Linked DNA regions of Mus musculus: region 2 is linked to region 1. Evidence: chromatin loops called from intact Hi-C (ENCODE). Cell type or tissue: heart. All regions are shown on one strand. Links, peaks and the distances in the headings refer to the core of each region. The heading gives the core; the rest is flanking DNA. Region 1 has its middle 33 kb from the start of Zfp157. Region 2 holds the start of Nxpe5 (neurexophilin and PC-esterase domain family, member 5).

Region 1 (8,341 bases), core at 61-8,060:
CCGAACAAATATGGTGCGCTTGTTCAATTCGCCTGACCCATCTGTGTATAGAGAGGTCCTTAATTCCTCTACCACAAAGGAGTTCTGTACTCTAGTCAAGTTAGTACACATAACCTATTATTTAGAATAGACAGTGCTAAAAACTCTGGTAGGGCACGTTGAAAGAGACCTTATGAGACAAGAGAGAGAGAGAGAGAGAGAGAGAGAGAGAGAGAGAGAGAGATCCCATATCCTTAACCCTAGCTGTGATCCTAGGGGCAGGACTGGCAGGAGCAGGTACTGGGATAGCTGCACTGATGTTAAAGGGGGGAAATTACAATAGCTTAAAGACAGACATAAATGAAGACATTCAATGCCTAGGAAAGTCCATCCCACACCTGGAGCATAACATGGGCTCTCTTGCTGAGGTAGCACTACAAAATAGGCAGGGACTAGACTTAGTGTTCCTACAACAAGGAGGGTTATGTGCCACCTTTCGTGAAGAATGTTGTTTCTATGCCAACCATTCTGGAGTTATTAGGGAGTCATTAGCTAAAGTTAGGGAAAGTGTAGATATGCACCAAAGGGAACGAGAAAATTCCAAAAGTTAATATCATTCACTATTCAGTTCTTCCCCCTGGCTAGCAACCCTCATCTCCACAATCATGGGACTTCTGGTCATCACTGCACTACTCCTCTCTTTTGGGCCATGCATTATCAACAAGCTTTTTCAATATATGAAACAGAGACTGGGAACAATTCCATTGATGGTAATGAGGTCCTAATATCAACCAGTTAGTACAGACAATCCAGGTTTTAGAGAGCCCAAGGTTGGCCTCTAAAGTTACTAGCAAAAGGATGAATAAAGAGACACAGGAAGCCTGCTTCTGTTCTTCCCTGCTGCTGCACAGGGCTAGAGACGTTAGCGCTCGCTCCTTCTCTCCCCTCTTCATAGATGCCTCTGGCCTTTGGAGAGGACAAACAAAGATGGCGCAGTCTGGCATCAGAATATTGCAATTGCCCCCTTTCCCTTTCATGGTAGCACTCCTTTTCCCCTGACCAACCCCCCAACAAGTGGGGCAGATGTCAGCCTGATTATTCCTCTACTCTGGGTCATTGAGCCTCCAGATTTTGCCCAATAAGGCAATCCTCTGTTACATATACAGCTGGAACCATGGGTCCCGCCCCATGTGTACTCTTTGGCTGGTGGTTAAGTCCCTGGGAGATTTGAGGGAGGGGGGAGTCCTGATTGGTTGATATTGTTGTTCAGGACTGGCTTCAGGGTGACCCTCAGTTGTGAGAAAGCAGGCAGAAGTTTCCAAACCATCCCCTCTGTACCACAAGCATCCCAGGAAGAAGCGATTTCCTCTTAGGGTCTTTTTACTGTCCTGACCTGCTCCCTGCAGATCATTCTAGCATGGGTTTCCTAGTATGTCATCCTGTGTATATGATCACACATGCCCTATACCTGAAAAACCTCCTAATAGTGTTACTGGAGGTGAAGGCACACATACTCCCTTGTGCCCATTTACACACATGTGTACACGAAAGAATATGCATGCACAAACACACATAGTCACAGGCCCAGGCCCAGGGGCACACAGAGCGTTCTTTTACACATGGTCAGGAGCAAGTCAGTGTAGAAAGGCCCCTCCTAGGTGAGCATTAGGATTATTTTGTGGAGGTGAGTGTTGGGATAACGAACTTTAGCAAAGTCTATGTGATCATCTTTAATTGTGCCTTTCTCTTAGAGGAGTGGGCGGGGCTCCTCTGCTTTTCAATGTGTTCTAGTGTTTTCCCATTTGGGGTTCTACAGGCCTCAGTGTGCTTCTTTTGTGTTCCACAGACAATGGCTAACTGGGTTCTGGTTTGCAGGGTGTCCCATGCTGCTCACTATAACATTCCCTATCCTGAGGAAAAACTATGCACAAACATTAAGACTTTGGGAGAGTTTCCATATCCTGATGAGTACTATGAAATAAATTCATAGGTTAATTTTTATTGTTGAAGGAAAATGGGAAACGTAATCTGTCCACAGAAAAACAGATGAAGGAGTAAGGAAAAGAGAGAGATGTTTGTGGTTCCTAGATTTTAAGAAATATCAAAAAAAGAGTCATATTTGTATACACAGCATGAATCTCTCTTGGGAAGGAAATGGGATTAATGAAATTCAATTGGTGTAGAAGGAGGTACTGGAGGCCTGCTGAGTGCAAATATGTATTTATATGACAATGGCCTCCTGTCCCACACTACCATCCATGCACATGAACTTTTACATAGTTAAAAATGTTTTGTTTCTTTGAAAAAGTTTTTTTCATTTTACGTGGATGAGTGCATGTGTTTCTACGACTGCATGCATGCTGTGTGCATGGAAGCCAGAAGAGTGCACTGGATCTCCTGAACTCTGGTCCTGCATGGTTGTGGGCCACCTTGTGGATGCAGGGAAATGAACCCAGGTCCTCTGAAAGAGCAGTCAGTGCCCTTAACACGTTGAGCCACCACTCAGGACCATTTTGGTTTTTTGCTGGTCAGAGTAGCCCATTGTAGAAACCACAATGGTGTCCAGTGCTTCCCAGTAGAAAGTTTCCAGCTGGGTTGTAGGTCACACACTGGTACTGAGTATCATTAATTTCCGATTCCTTAATTAAATTATTATATCAAACCCATCAAATATTAGCAACCTCAGGGAATAGTCACACCTATTCTAGCTACAACTGTGCAATTTAAATGAGAGCTCATTGGGGATTGGAGGAACTGTGTCCCAGGAACGGGGAACTGGCCACCATTTGAGGTCTTAAGGGCCCAAAGTCTTCCTAACTCGGGCCTGTCAAGGGATGCTATGTTGTCTAGCCACTGGGACAGCTGTGGTCTGGCTTCCCTACAGCAGGGTGGTGGAGACCCCACAGAAGGCCTCTAAGAGCCTGGCCTTAGAAGGCCTTGATGTAGCGGGACACTAACAAAAGCCCAACAGCCTCAACATAAGGGAAGCACCATGCACCTGGTCATAGGCAGTAGAAAGTTCTAGAAGAAATGGTCTTGTCATGCCTACTCTGGTTATACTAATAGAACCTGAAGTGCTTTGTCTGGAGAACATTTTTATCAACTGAGGTTTGCTAAATTGTGCTCCCGAGAAACTGCACACATTCTCTCCCAGGGATAACGTGAGGAGGAATATGTATCTTTAACAACAGGTTAATTGACCTAAATAGGTTGAGTTCCCCTGGACCTCTTCCCGAGGAAATGACGCTGCATCGTATGGCCACTAGAGGGCGGTGGTTGTCCATTGAGCACAAGGAGTTCTCCTGGACCTGTGTGCTGGCATCTCAGTGACATTTAGGATAGAGATGGGGGTGGGGGTGGGTACTACAGTGATCTCAACAGAGCAGGATTGGGGGCAGGAGCTTCATTCCTATCTCTGGTTCCCTTGATAGGCTTTCTCCCTTGTGAAGAAAACATCAGATAGTTTAGCTTTCCAGTTATCTGATTCTCTTCAGAGCAAGGGCCCTGCCTCTGTGAAAGGTGCCCCATCCCACCTCCTGTAGAAGCATGGGCCAATTCGGCCAAACCAACTGAAGTTCCTTTTCTGGAGCAGAGGCTGTAGTGGGTAATTAATGGGAGTTCTTCAGAGGCTCATTTCCAGACAGCTTTAGCTTCACCTAGAAATGCTAGGAAAAGTTTTGTCCCATGTTCAAGGACACGCAACTCCCTTGTATATTCTGTGTGTCCCTGGATGTCAGCCCCTTTCCAAACTGTTTTGACATAGAGACCATGTTCACTTACACAGGGTGGGGCTGAGACATCAGCTCCATCTTGTCTGGCTCCTCCTCTTTGCCCGGGGGAGCCAGGGGAGCCTGGGTGAGCATCCCAGGGAGAGTGTTGGGCTGCTCTGAACCAGGACGCCACCAGCCAAATATGCTTGTGTCCCGACACCCCAGCTCCTCAAAGTTCAGTCCATTTTTCCCTGACATCCACCTGAGGCCATATAGGCAGTTAAGCCTCCAAGGGTTGTTAGTGACAGAGCCTGGGTTCTGGCAGCCAGACAGCCTAGACTGTGGCCACCCATTTCCCATGGACCTGTTAGACAGAAGTAGAAGTAGAGAAAGCCTGGTATGGTGATGAGTGCCTTTCCCCCAGGACTCAGGAAGCTGACACAATTGGATGCCTTTGAGTCCTACATAATGAGTTCTGGGAGAGTCAGGCTACATAAGGGAAAGACTTTGTCAAGATCAAACAAAACAAAACAAAACAAACAAAAAGTAACAGAGAAAGGAGATATAACTAAAGACAGCACACTGGGAAGAGGAACAAATAATTCTCGGTCCAAGGTCACTCCACCCCAACTTAGGGTCCTCTGAGGGTTCCTTTGCATTAGAAAGCAAGACGTATGCAAAACTAAGCAGTCCTAATTGATGGGAGTTTGGGCCCACACTTAGCCACCACAGCCTCTGCACCAGTGTCTCCTGTGAGGTGATCTGGAGAGTGACCAGAACTCTGTGAGGCTTTTGTGGGAGCCAAGTTTCTCCTACTGCCAGTGCCAGGCTTCATCCTCAGCCCTCTGTCTGCAGAAAATTCCAGAAGGGATTCCAATTGTTTCTGGTGTGTTCGCTTCCATTTCCCAGTATCTGACAGAAGGGTGCAGTGTCTCTTTGGTGCAGTGTCTTCACATTCTCCAGATCTTTCCCAGTCTTTCTTTGTTCAGCTGATTGAATGATGTCCATGTCCACAACTAACAACATAAATGAAATAGCAGTGGGAGACAGGGTTAGTGTAAAATTCATTAATTTTAATGTAAATCTAGGTAAAAAAAATTACTCTGGAAGCTGTATTTCTTTACTTTTTGTAGTCCCCAACAACCACACAGAGAAGTCAGGTTTATTAAAATACCCTTGAGACGAATATTGACCAAATCTTACTCCATTCTAAATCTGCAAGCTCATGAGGATTCCTCCCAGAAAATATCTCATTACTTGCAATTTTTGTCTTTTCTTGATCCACCTCTCTCTCCTCAAGCTTCATGAACCTCTCCTCATATCTCCATTCCTTCCCTTCCTGTTTCTTTCCCCATTCCTCCTAGAATAGGAAGTCCCACCATATCCTCTCTAAAGTTCTGCATTGGCTCATTGGCTTTTATTGGCAAGGCAGAGAAGGAATGAGGAGCAGTGTTTACACAAACTTGAGACAGGACTTTCTAAGAATAAACAGAACAGAGCTATGTCAGGATAGAACTCAGATAGTGGGATAGAGAAAACAGTGATTTAAATAACATACAAAGGTAAACTTTAAACAGTGTACAAAAACATTATGCCTAAAGGTAAGAGCACATTCATGGTCTTGCCAGGCAACCCTACACAAGAATCTTTGCTCTAGGCTCTTTGGGTTTTAGCTATAGTTGAAAGGGCTGGCACTATTGTCTCCATTTTGTGGTTGGCTGGGATACAGATCCAGCCATGAAGCACATGCTGGTTTCAAAACCTTAGCTTCCTCTACCCCAGCTTCTCAAGTACCAAGTCACATATATGCTGGCTAGTTTCTTGTCAACTTGATACAGCAGCATCTGGGAAGTTAGACTTGACAGTTATCAGGAAGACTGAAGCTCAGCCATTCCCCCCACCCCATGTTTCACAGGCCTACAGAAAGAGAGAGGGAAGACAGAAGCTCAGCCACGGAAATGTTTCCACCAGGGTGGCTTTCAGGCAAGTTTGTGCTTCATTCTTGATTAATGATTGACATGGGAGGGCCCAGCTCACTGAAGGAGGTGTCTTCCCTGGTCACCTGGTTTGGGGTGGCATAAGAAATCAAGCTGAGAAGTCACATGGAGCAAGCAAGTAAGCAGCACTCACTCATGGCCTCTCCCTCAGTTCCAGCACTGAATTCCTGCCCTGGAATCACTCAGTGATGGACTGTGTTTGGGAAATGGAAGTCAAATAAATCCTTTCCTCATCAAGTTAGTGTTGGCCAGTGTTTGGTCAACAGCTGTAGGAACCTAAGGGACATAGCAACGGACAAATATTTCTTTACCCCTAGAAGCCTAAGGAAGATAACGAATGGGCAAAGGTTTCTCCGCCCAGCAAGGTTCCCCCGTGATTGGTCCTCCATTTTCCTTCTGCAATAGTCTCTGGCTGCACCACAGATTCAACATCTTGTGTGATCTTCTTCATCTGTTACCACTGAGAAGAGATCTGTTTCATCTGATCTTATTCCATGATTGGGAGGAAAGTGCCATGTGTCAAGGAGCCAATGCCAGTAAAATTCTCCAGCCAGTTTTAAGCAGCCAAGAGTTATGGCAGGAAGAGCTCTTAGGTCAGGCCTACCTGGAGTCTGTTCCAGGATTAGAGTCTGTCTGTCCTGTTAGTGATGTGCTAACCTCTCAAATGCTGCTCAGCCTCTTTGTCTAGATGATGGCTTTCCTCATAATGGTAACAGACCGAATTTAAAAAGTTCTCAAACAAATGACAGCGGCAACATTTATTTCATTTCTTTTAATTCTTGTGGGTGTTGTGTTGCCTCTGTGTCTATGTGCTCTGTGCATGCATGTCCTGTAGACACCAGAAGAGGACATCCCCTGAACTGGATTATATTAAGTTGTGAGCCTTCATGTGGGTGCTGCGAACTGAACCTGGGTCCTTGAAAAACCAGCCATTGTTCCAAACTCTTGAGCCATCTCTCCAGCTCCAAAGAGCAAAGAGTTAGAGAAAACTGCAGGTGCCCTCATTAGGTTTCCAGTACCTATCAACTATTTAAAGGCCCTACATGAGTGCATACTTCTAGGGCATGCTAGGCTACCTCTATTTAGAGATTCATGGTACAACTGGGACATCTTACACATTTAGTGCTGGTGACAGGCAGACATTTTTTTAAAGGTCAAAATTATAACATATACACACAGTAGCATACCTGTTTGTTCTAAGAGAGTAGGTATGGAGAGGACATCCTGAATGACAGCTTTCTCTCTGAATGGCATTGATGAGGAAAAGCAGAATATCCAGAAAACATCACTGGCTGTTTTGTATGTTGGGAGTCCATGTATAATGCAGACTTTTACATATTCATAAAATATCCCTCACTGGTTTCTTACTATCTTTTAAGCTTACACAGAACTATATAAACTTGGACAAAATATATTAATTTCAGATACACAGCTCACCCATTGCTAGTCACAGAGGCATAGAGTATTAAAGCAGTTTCTTATAGAGGTCATATCAAATACATCAATGACAAATAGTTAAGCTAAACCTCCTGACACATAATAATCAGAACAACAAATGCACTAAATAAAGATAGAATATTAAAAGCAGTAAGGGAAAAAGGTCAAGTAACATATAAAGGCAGGCCTATTAGAGTTAAACCAGAGACTATGAAAGCCAGAAGATCCTGGACAGATGTTATGCAAACCCTAAGAGAACACAAATGCCAGCCCAGGCTACTATAACCAGCAAAAATCTCAATTACCATAGATGGGGTAAACAAAGTGTTCCATGATAAAACCAAATTCACACAACATCTTTCCACAAATCTAGCCCTTCAAAGGATAGTAAAGGGAAAACACCAACTCAAGGATGGATACTACACCCTCAAGAAAGTAATCCTTCAACAAACCTAAAAGAAGACAGCCTCAAGAACAGAATCCCAACTTTAATAACAAAAATAACAGGAAGCAACAATTACTTTTCTTTAATTTCTCTTAACATCAATGGCTCAATTCCCCAATAAAAAGACATAGACTAATAGACTGGATACACAAACAGTACCCAACATTTTGTTGGGTCCTGTTTGATTTCCAACCCAAAGTTATCAAAAAAAAAAAAAAAAAAAGACAAGGAGGGGCACTTCATACTCATCAAAGGTAAAATCTACCAAGATGAACTCTCAATTCTGAATATCTATGCTCCAAATACAAGGGCAGCCACGTTCATTAAAGAAACTTTAGTAAAGCTCAAAGCACACATTGCACCTCACACAATAATAGTGGGAGGCTTCAACACGCCACTCTCACCAATGGAGAGATCCTGGAAACAGACACTAAACAGAGACACATGGACACTAACAGAAGTTATGAAAGAAATTGATTTATTTGATATCTACAAAACATTTTAAACTAAAAGAAAATGATATATATTCTTCTCAGCGCCACATGGAACCTCCTCCAAAATTGACCATATAATTGCTCAAAGAACAGGCCTTAACAGATACAAAAATATTGAAATTATCCCATGCATCCTATCTGATGACCATGGACTAAGGCTGATCTTCAATAACAACATGAATAATAGAAAGCCAACATTCATGTGGAAACTGAACAAAACTCTACTCAATGATTTTTTGGTCGAGAATAAAATGAAGAAATAAATTAAAGACTTTTTTA
Region 2 (8,341 bases), core at 215-8,214, 250 kb before region 1:
CCTTTCCTTTTCCTCTTTCTTTCTTTCTTTCTTTCTTTCTTTCTTTCTTTCTTTCTTTCTTTCTTTCTTTCTTTCTTTCCTTCCTTCCTTCCTTCCTTCCTTCCTTCTTTCTTTCTTTCTTTCTTTCTTCCTTTCGTTCTTTCTTTCTTTCTCTCTGTCTCTCTCTCTCTCTGTCTCCCCCCCCCCCCTTCTCAGTTTACAAAAGAAATTTATGGACAGGAGAGATGACTCAGTGGTAAAGAGTACTGACTGCTTTTTCAGAGGCCCTGAGTTCAATAAGGCAACCACATGGAGGCTCACAACCATCTGTAACGGGATGCGATGCCCTCTTCTGGTGCGTCTGAAGAAAGCGACAGTGTACTCACATACATAAAATAAATAAAATTTAAAAGGTGCTAGGCATATTAGCATTACCACTGTTTATTTTTTCAGATAAAAGACACACACACAGCCTTTATCTTTTAATATGCCTTAAGCAGCACCATAGCTGGGCAGCTGCCTAACCTCCATGCTGTTAGAATCGACTTTCTATCCACAACCCTAGTATTGCTTACTTAATTCTGTGTTCCATCTTGGCTGCTCTTGACCCAATTGAGCAGCCTCTGGGCCACGTTTCTCTTGGCTCTTTTACATGGTGGCTCTCCTCTGCCCTCCTCTTCCTCCTCCTCCTCCTCCTCCTCCTCCTCCTCCTCCTCCTCCTCCTCCTCCTCCTCCTCCTCCTCCTCCTCCTCTTCTTCTTCTTCTCCTTCTTCTTCTTCTTCTTCTTCTTCTTCTTCTTCTTCTTCTTCTTCTTCTTCTTCTTCTTCTTCTTCTTCTTCTTCCATAGCAGCTCTCCTCTCCCCTTTCCTGCACACTCTCCTAAGGCATGGCAGCTTTCTCCTTCCCCTTGTTCCACCTGGGAAACCTAACACACACACACACACACACACACACACACACACACACACCACCTATGTCTCTTCTCCCCAGCCATTGGCTGCTGGCATTTATATTTACCAATCAGAATTAACTGGGGCAGGGTCCTTCAGTGTCTTTTAAGCAGACCCTCTCATGCAAACAGTTTTAGGGGACCCAACTAGCATTAGAATACAAGCAGCATCAGGCCAGCCGACTACAAATGAACTCCATTGATCAATACTAAAACTGTGAACCTTGGAAGTCTTAATACCGCAGGAGCATAGTGAAGAAAAGGAACAGGAAGCATTTTTATTTCTTTTATATCTTTTATATGCCGTAAATCACTTTTTGAAAATGATCATTTAGCTTTGTGCAGTGGCAGAATCGTAGCCAATGAGGTTTATCTGAGGTGCGATCATTGCTAAAAAAATCACCATTTAACCTTTCAAGTCCAACAACCTTCATAACTCGAATATATACAACTTACTTAAAACACCTTCTTAGACCCTAAAACACTTTCTTAGGTCCCTCACAACTTAAACTTCCATTTCCTCAGACCTTACATAAACCTTGTACTTAACATCTTTTTTTTTTTTTTTATGTAATGATTCACCACAGTGCACAGGTGGTTGGTTACTGGAAGCAGTCACCATAAAGGGAGTTCCTTTAAGTAAAGGAATGGTAATAAGTTACCTTGAAAGCTGATTTCTGAGTCTGGTAACACAGTAGACTGTGTGTAGACCTATTGGTAGCAGCTCTGGAAGAGTGAGGCTTGAAGCCTGATTTTTACACATAAAGAGGACTGAGAAGGCATCTGAAACCTTGGTTGCATGTTAAACTAACAGAGCTCTCATTAGTCATGAATCCCATCCGAGACCCGAGAAGAATACATTTCACTTGGGTAAACAGGAAGTGTGGACAAACAGCTTCCATAGCTATTAAAATGACAGACTTCCCAGCCACCTGAACAATCACCCTAGGCTCCTCCATGGTTGGTGAGGGGCAGAGGTCCCATGGCAGTGTGAGTCTTTGCCAGTCAGGTCTAGAAGATCTGACAAACTTTCCTGTGGAGTAGGAAACTTGAGGGTGGGGGAGGCGACTTTCACATCTGTCTAGGCAAAGCAGAGTGATCAACTCCCCAGTGTCCTGCTTGTCCACCATTTGGACAGTGTGCTTCAAGCAGTAGAGGTGAAGGATGGTTTATAGTCCAATGTCCATCCAGCTTTGCCATTTAAAGCAAGCTCTAGCTGGAGGTTCTCCTGTGCCCATCGTCTTCTTTAGAGGTTAGGGGTGCTGCCAGGAGCGGATGTGTCACCAAAAGCAATTTTATTAAAACATCTTAAACTCCATATTCTGCAGATCTCAAACACTCTGAAGTGTTTGAGGGCCACCAATCTATCTAAAGTATATCTACATAGACAAACTTTTCTTGTTTATAGTTACTTTGAAAATATATATTGGAGGTTAAATAAGGCTTATTCCTGTAATGAATTACATTAGTACTTAGCATGACTATAAGCATAGCTCTGAAATCATTAAGGAATTTCATCATTTATAAGGTGACTGACAATTAACTTGCATATTTTAATATCCTTAATAGTTAGTAGCTTATATAATGTTAGGATTTTGCAATTTTATCTCTGTTTGGTTTGGACCTTAAAAATAACAATTTTGCACCTGGGAGGCAGAGGCAGGCGGATTTCTGAGTTCGAGGCCAGCCTGGTCTACAAAGTGAGTTCCAGGACAGCCAGGGCGATACAGAGAAACCCTGTCTCGAAAAGCCAAAAATAAAAAAAAATTTTTTTTTGGAAGCTGGAGAAATGTCTCAGTGGTTGAGAGCACTGACTGCTCTTTCAGGGGACCTGGGTTCAATTCTCAGTACCTACATGGCAGCTCACAACTGTCTGAAACTCCAGTTCCAAGGGATCTGGGACCTTCACAGATATACTTGCCAGCAAAATATCAATGCTCATAAACTAAATAAACTTTTTTAAATTACAATTTTGACTTGGAGCTCTTTTATTATGAATTTAAAACTTTCAATCATAGATAAGGTCTATAGGGAGACTGGCAACTTTACTAATCCTGAAAATGAACATGGTAAAGAATCCAAAATAGCCTCTCTGTGGGTGAAAAGGGAAAAAGATTGATTTCAAATTGCCAAGGCTCTCTCCTGGGAAAGCAAGGAGAATTGACGTGGGAAAGATCTTCAGGAACTGGGAGAAAGGGGGCTTGTGAGCTGGGGTGGGGCCAAATAAGGGACTAGACCTTGGTGGCTAGCTTTAGGGATGTTATCTATGGTTTAGCAGGAGGGGGAGTGGGGGAAGGGGAAAAGGGGAAAATGGGAAAAGGGGGAAGGGGGAAGGGAGAAACGGGGGAAAGGAGAAAGGGGGAAGGGAGAAGGGGAAAGGGGGAAAGGGGGGGGGGGAAGAGAAAGGGGGAAGGGGAAAGGGAGAAGGGGGAAGGGAGAAGGGGGAAGGGGGGAAAAGGAAGGGCAAGGCCTGCCAGTTCCATGTTTGCCATGCTCCAGCCTTCTAGATCCTCGACACTATTCCCTCTCTGTCAGTGTTGGAAGGCCAGCCCATCCCTAGGCCTTGGAAAACACTTTGAGACAAACATGCCCATGTCCTAAACAGGGGGTGGAGGTAGGGATGAGGGTGTAACTTTGAGTTCAGAGCCAGCTTCTTCATGAGCTCAAACAGCTTATGACAACTTACCAATATAACGTAAATGACAATAGCTAGGAAAAAGTGTCCATATCACTAATCACCAGGGAAATGCATACCCAAACTATCCCACAGTTGCAAACATGGGCGTCTCTTTAGGTTTATTATTTTATACTTAGGGGTGTTCTGTCTGCAAGTTTGTAGCAAAGTGCTTTGTAGCAAAGTGAGGCCAGAAGAGGGCGCCAGATCCCAGCGGGTGCTAGGAGTGGATCCCAGTTCCTCTGGAGGAGCAGCCAGTGCTCTTAGCCATTTCACCAGCTCCTATTAACTATTAACAGACTGTTAACTATAAAAGACAAGTGATGGGTGCTATGAGACTGTGAGGAAAACACAATCCATGCAGCTGCTGATGACAATGCAAATTTAGTGGAGTTATTATGGAAAAAGTTGAGGTTTCCGTAGAATATTAAGACCAAATCTACCATATGGGGTCTGAAGAGATGGCCCAACAGTGAATAGTGCTTGCTGCTCTTACACAGGACTGGAGTTTAGATTCTGGCACCCACATTAAGTGGCTCCCAACTGTCTCTAACTTCAGGGTAGGGGAAAATCTGATGCCCTCTCTGGTCTCCATGGGCATTTCCCTTACATTCACAATTAGATGTGCACATATATACATAAGTAAAAATAATAATAGTAAAATATCATAACTTTTTAAAAAAGATACAATGTGATCCAGCCATTCCAGTATTAGACATATAGCAAAAGGAAACAAAAGCAATATGTTGACTAGATATATGCATTGACTACTTAAAATAGCTAAGGTATTGAATCAACCTAAATGTCTACAACCTATAAAGAAAGAAATAAGCCAGGTGGCAGTGGCACACACCTTTAATCTCAGCATTCAGGAGGCTGAGAAGCAGGTGTATCTCAAGTTCAAGGCCAGCCTGGTCTATAGAGCAAGTTCTAGGACTGCCAGGGCTCAACAGAGAAACCCTGTCTAAACAACAACAAAAAGATACAACAGATTATTATTATTCAGATCTAAATATGTAAGTAACTCTACCAGTTGGCACAGCATAGGTGAGCTGAAATTCTGTAATGAGCCAGACACATGAGTAGTATTGTATGCTCTCTTTGCCTATACAGTCTTTTGAAGTCAAATAAACAGGTATAGTGAATTAAAAAAACAAAAACAAAAAACAGTCCATTGGGGGTTGGTGGGTATGGGGGACTTTTGGGATAGCATTGGAAATGTAAACGAGGAAAATACCTAAAAAAAAAAAAAAGTCCTAGATGTTAGTATAAGGTGTGTTTTGGGTAATTTTATATCAACTTGATGCAAGCTAGAGTCATTTCCAAAAAGGGACTCTCCATTGAGAAAATGCCTCTATATGATTTGCCTATAGATAAGTCTGTACTGCATTTTTTTTGATTAGTGATTTATGTGGAAGGACCCAGCCTACTGGGAGCAGTGCCAGCCTTGGTGGGTGTAAGAACGCAGCATGAGCAAGCCATGGTGAGAAAACTAGAGAGCAGTGTTTCTCCACAGCTGTAGCTTCAGCTTTTACCTCTAGGTTCCTGTTTGTTTTTGTTGTTTTTTCTGTGGTTGTTGTTGTTTTCGAGACAGGGTTTCTCAGTGTAGCCCTGGCTGTCCTGGAACTCACTTTGTAGACCAGGCTGTCCTCGAACTCAGAAATCCACCTGCCTCTGCCTCCTAAGTGCTGGGATTAAAGGTGTGCACCACCATGCCCGGCTCAGGTTCCTGTCTTAAATTGACTTCCCTCAATGACGAAGAAGCAGAACCCCAATGGGTGCCCCAATTTTTCTGGTAATATGAGGCAATTCCAGTGGAAATTTCCAGAAATTCTAGTAACACTATCACCCTTTCCTCTTCAAGTTGCTTTTGATCATGGTATTTCATTACCGTGGGATAGAAACCCTGAGACATAGTGGAAATGGGTTGATTGGAGTAGGGGCAGAAAAAGGCATTCTGGATCACCACATCCAGCAGTCTTGAACTTTGATCCTTCTCCTTCTGCCCCTGCTCCTGAAGGTTGGAGTGTCAGTGCCATCAAACCACTCTAATGTGGTGCTCGGTGTCAGACTTAAGGCAATTTTGTATGCTAGGCAAACATTCTATAAACCGAACTACATCCCTCACCTTAACAATGTGGGAGGTCATTCCACCATTCGGAGCCACAGGGCTTTAAGCTAGACAAATACCACTGTGTTGTTGTGGCACATTCTATAGCCAGGCTAACCTGGAATTTATAGTCTTCCTGACAAATCATTTTTTTCTTGGTCCATGTTCTTGGTATGTTATTGATGTGTATCTTTATTTCCTACCTTTTGTTGTTGTTGCTTAGCCTTTTGAGACAGAGTTTGGTGTATCCCAGGCTTGCCCCCATCTCCTTCTATAGCTTGAGAATCACCCTGAACTCCAGACCATAGAACCTCAGCCTCCCGTGGGTTGGGATTATAGTTCTGTGTAGTTCAAGGTGGCATAGTCAGCAGGGCTACCTGAGGAGAAGAGTCTGTTCCCTGGACCTTGGATATGAATTAGGCTGAGGGCTGAAGCAGAGGCAGACTTGTCCTGTCCCAGCCTCGTAGGGCTGTAAGGACACTTTGCAAAGGACGTGCTGTTTCTAGGCTGCTACCTACCCAAAATAGAGGCTCTAGTAGATGGGTTTTTACTGTAGGAATTATTTGGTTCACTGAGTGCTCTGTATTGAAGAACTGGGTGTTTGGTATAAAGTTCTGGGGTTCCAGCTCCTTGTAACCCCAGCAGTATGTAGGGAGAGGGGCTGAAACAAACGCACACCTTAAGCTCATTAGTCAGAATGCGTAGTCAAGTGAGAGGCCCTACCTCAAAACATAAAGGTGGGAAGGCACCCAAAAATCTGCCTCTGGGCTCCACATGCTCAAATGTGCACACACGTTAACAAGTACATACATACAACACACACCTACAACACACACACATACACACATGCACCACATACATACAACACACACACACACACCACACACACACACACTACACAACACACACACACATGCCCCACACACCACATATACATACTCCCACATAAATACATACATACATACAACACATACCATATACACACACTCCCATATACATACATATGTACAACATACTTCCATACATACATACCATATGCACACACTCCCATATACATACATACATACAAACATACAACACATACATACACACATACACACAATTCCCCCACATATACACACATACACTACATACAATCCTCTCACATACACACATACCCACCACACCATACATACACACTGTCATAAACACACAAACATACTTCATACACATTTCACACACACACACATGGGGGGCACAGAAAGAGGAGAATCAAATTAATAATTTTTTAAAAAGCATCTGCTGGGTATAGTGATGCCAATCTTTAATCTCAGCATCCAGGAAACAGAGGCAAGTAGATCTTAGTGAGTTCAGGCTAGCCTGATCTATATATTGAGTTCCAGGCTAACCAGGGCTACACAATGAAACCTTGTCTCAGAAATAAAATAATGAAACAAGAAAATAATAAAATAAAATAGGTATGCAGAAGGTAAGGGTAGAGGTGGATGGTGAATTAAGCTGCTTATAAGTGTAACCCTAGATTAGCTAATTTCCTCATCAAGCTAAAGTTGCCCTAGTTCTTTTGTTTTTAGCACAGTCCAGGCCAACATCAAACTCTCTTTGTAGCTAAGAATGAGCCTCAAACCTTTTCTGATTTTCCTGCCTACACCTCCCAAGTGATGTGATTGTAGGCGTGGGTTACTACATCACAAACCTACCTATGCAGTCCTAGGGTTCAACAAGGCTCTGTGCATGCTGGGCAAGCATCTTGCCCATTGGGCCACATCCCCAGCTTATTTAATTATACTGTGCCCTATCCCTGACGCTCCAGTTCCAAGGTAGGCATTTATGTTGCATCCTTTTTACTTTCCTGTTTGTTTGTTTGTTTGTTTGTTTGAATCCTGGAAAGTTACTTTGCTCACATTTTATAAAAGCAATGGTTTCCCGCTGGGCAATGGTGCACATTTTTAATCTCACCACTCAGGAGGCAGAGGTTGGTGGATCTCTGAGTTCCAGACCAGTCTGATCTACAGAATGAGTTCCAGGACAGCCAGGGCTACGCAGAAAAAAAAACAAAACAAAAACCTGTCTCAAACAAAATAATAATACATGTCTGTAATGGGTTTTCCCCCCTACTCCATTCCCTAACTCCTCCCAGGTCCATCTCTACCTTCTCGGCTCTTTTCAGTATTGCGTCTCTCTTTTTTTTTAATATCCCACTGAGTACAGTTTTTATTGCTAATATATTCTAGGGTGTGTGAGCTACCTTAAAAAAACTGGACTCTTCCTCCTTCCATACCCATTAGCTCTCTGCAGCTCCTCAGCTAGGGGTAGGTAAGTCATTCCCACGTTAGAACGTTGGCCACCTTGAGCTTACCTAGGATGTGTGCAGTCAAGCCCAGTGGCAGCCTTCATGAGTGCAGCAGTTCAGTCACATAGAGAAGGCACTCCCAAACTCTGGCTTTTACAATCTTGGGACTGCGGGTCTTCTATCATAGTAGGCAGGTTTACTTGTAGCCCAGTCTGGCCTCAAAGTTACTATGTAGTTGCAGATAACCCGAGATTCTGATCCTCCTGCCCTCAACCTAGTGCAGGCATTGCAGGTCTGAGCAACCAGGCTGTGTTGCTTTGAATAAGAATGGCTCACAAA

The links. A loop is a pair of places that touch in the nucleus more often than their neighbours do. Peaks named below come from ENCODE experiments on the same cell type or tissue, not always from the same donor. Only the 100,000 strongest peaks of a DNase experiment are listed, where the experiment ranks them.
Region 2: a loop joins it to region 1, with 3 times the contacts of the local background. A loop is called at or near these places in 8 of 42 quality-filtered maps.

The regions. Positions count from the first base shown.
Region 1 is chr5:138,470,540-138,478,880 of GRCm38, forward strand. No RefSeq gene overlaps it. Among named protein-coding and RNA genes, the nearest start is that of Zfp157, 33 kb to the left of the region's middle. In heart, for the core only: a CTCF peak has its summit at 3,229 (motif pointing right); no DNase peak of the experiment used is centred there.
Region 2 is chr5:138,218,476-138,226,816 of GRCm38, forward strand. It overlaps Nxpe5 (neurexophilin and PC-esterase domain family, member 5), which reads left to right and starts at 7,429. Exons shown (of 6, transcript NM_001013773.3): 1 at 7,429-7,529. It also overlaps the pseudogene Gm22956. In heart, for the core only: no CTCF peak of the experiment used is centred there; a DNase peak (open chromatin) is centred at 3,806.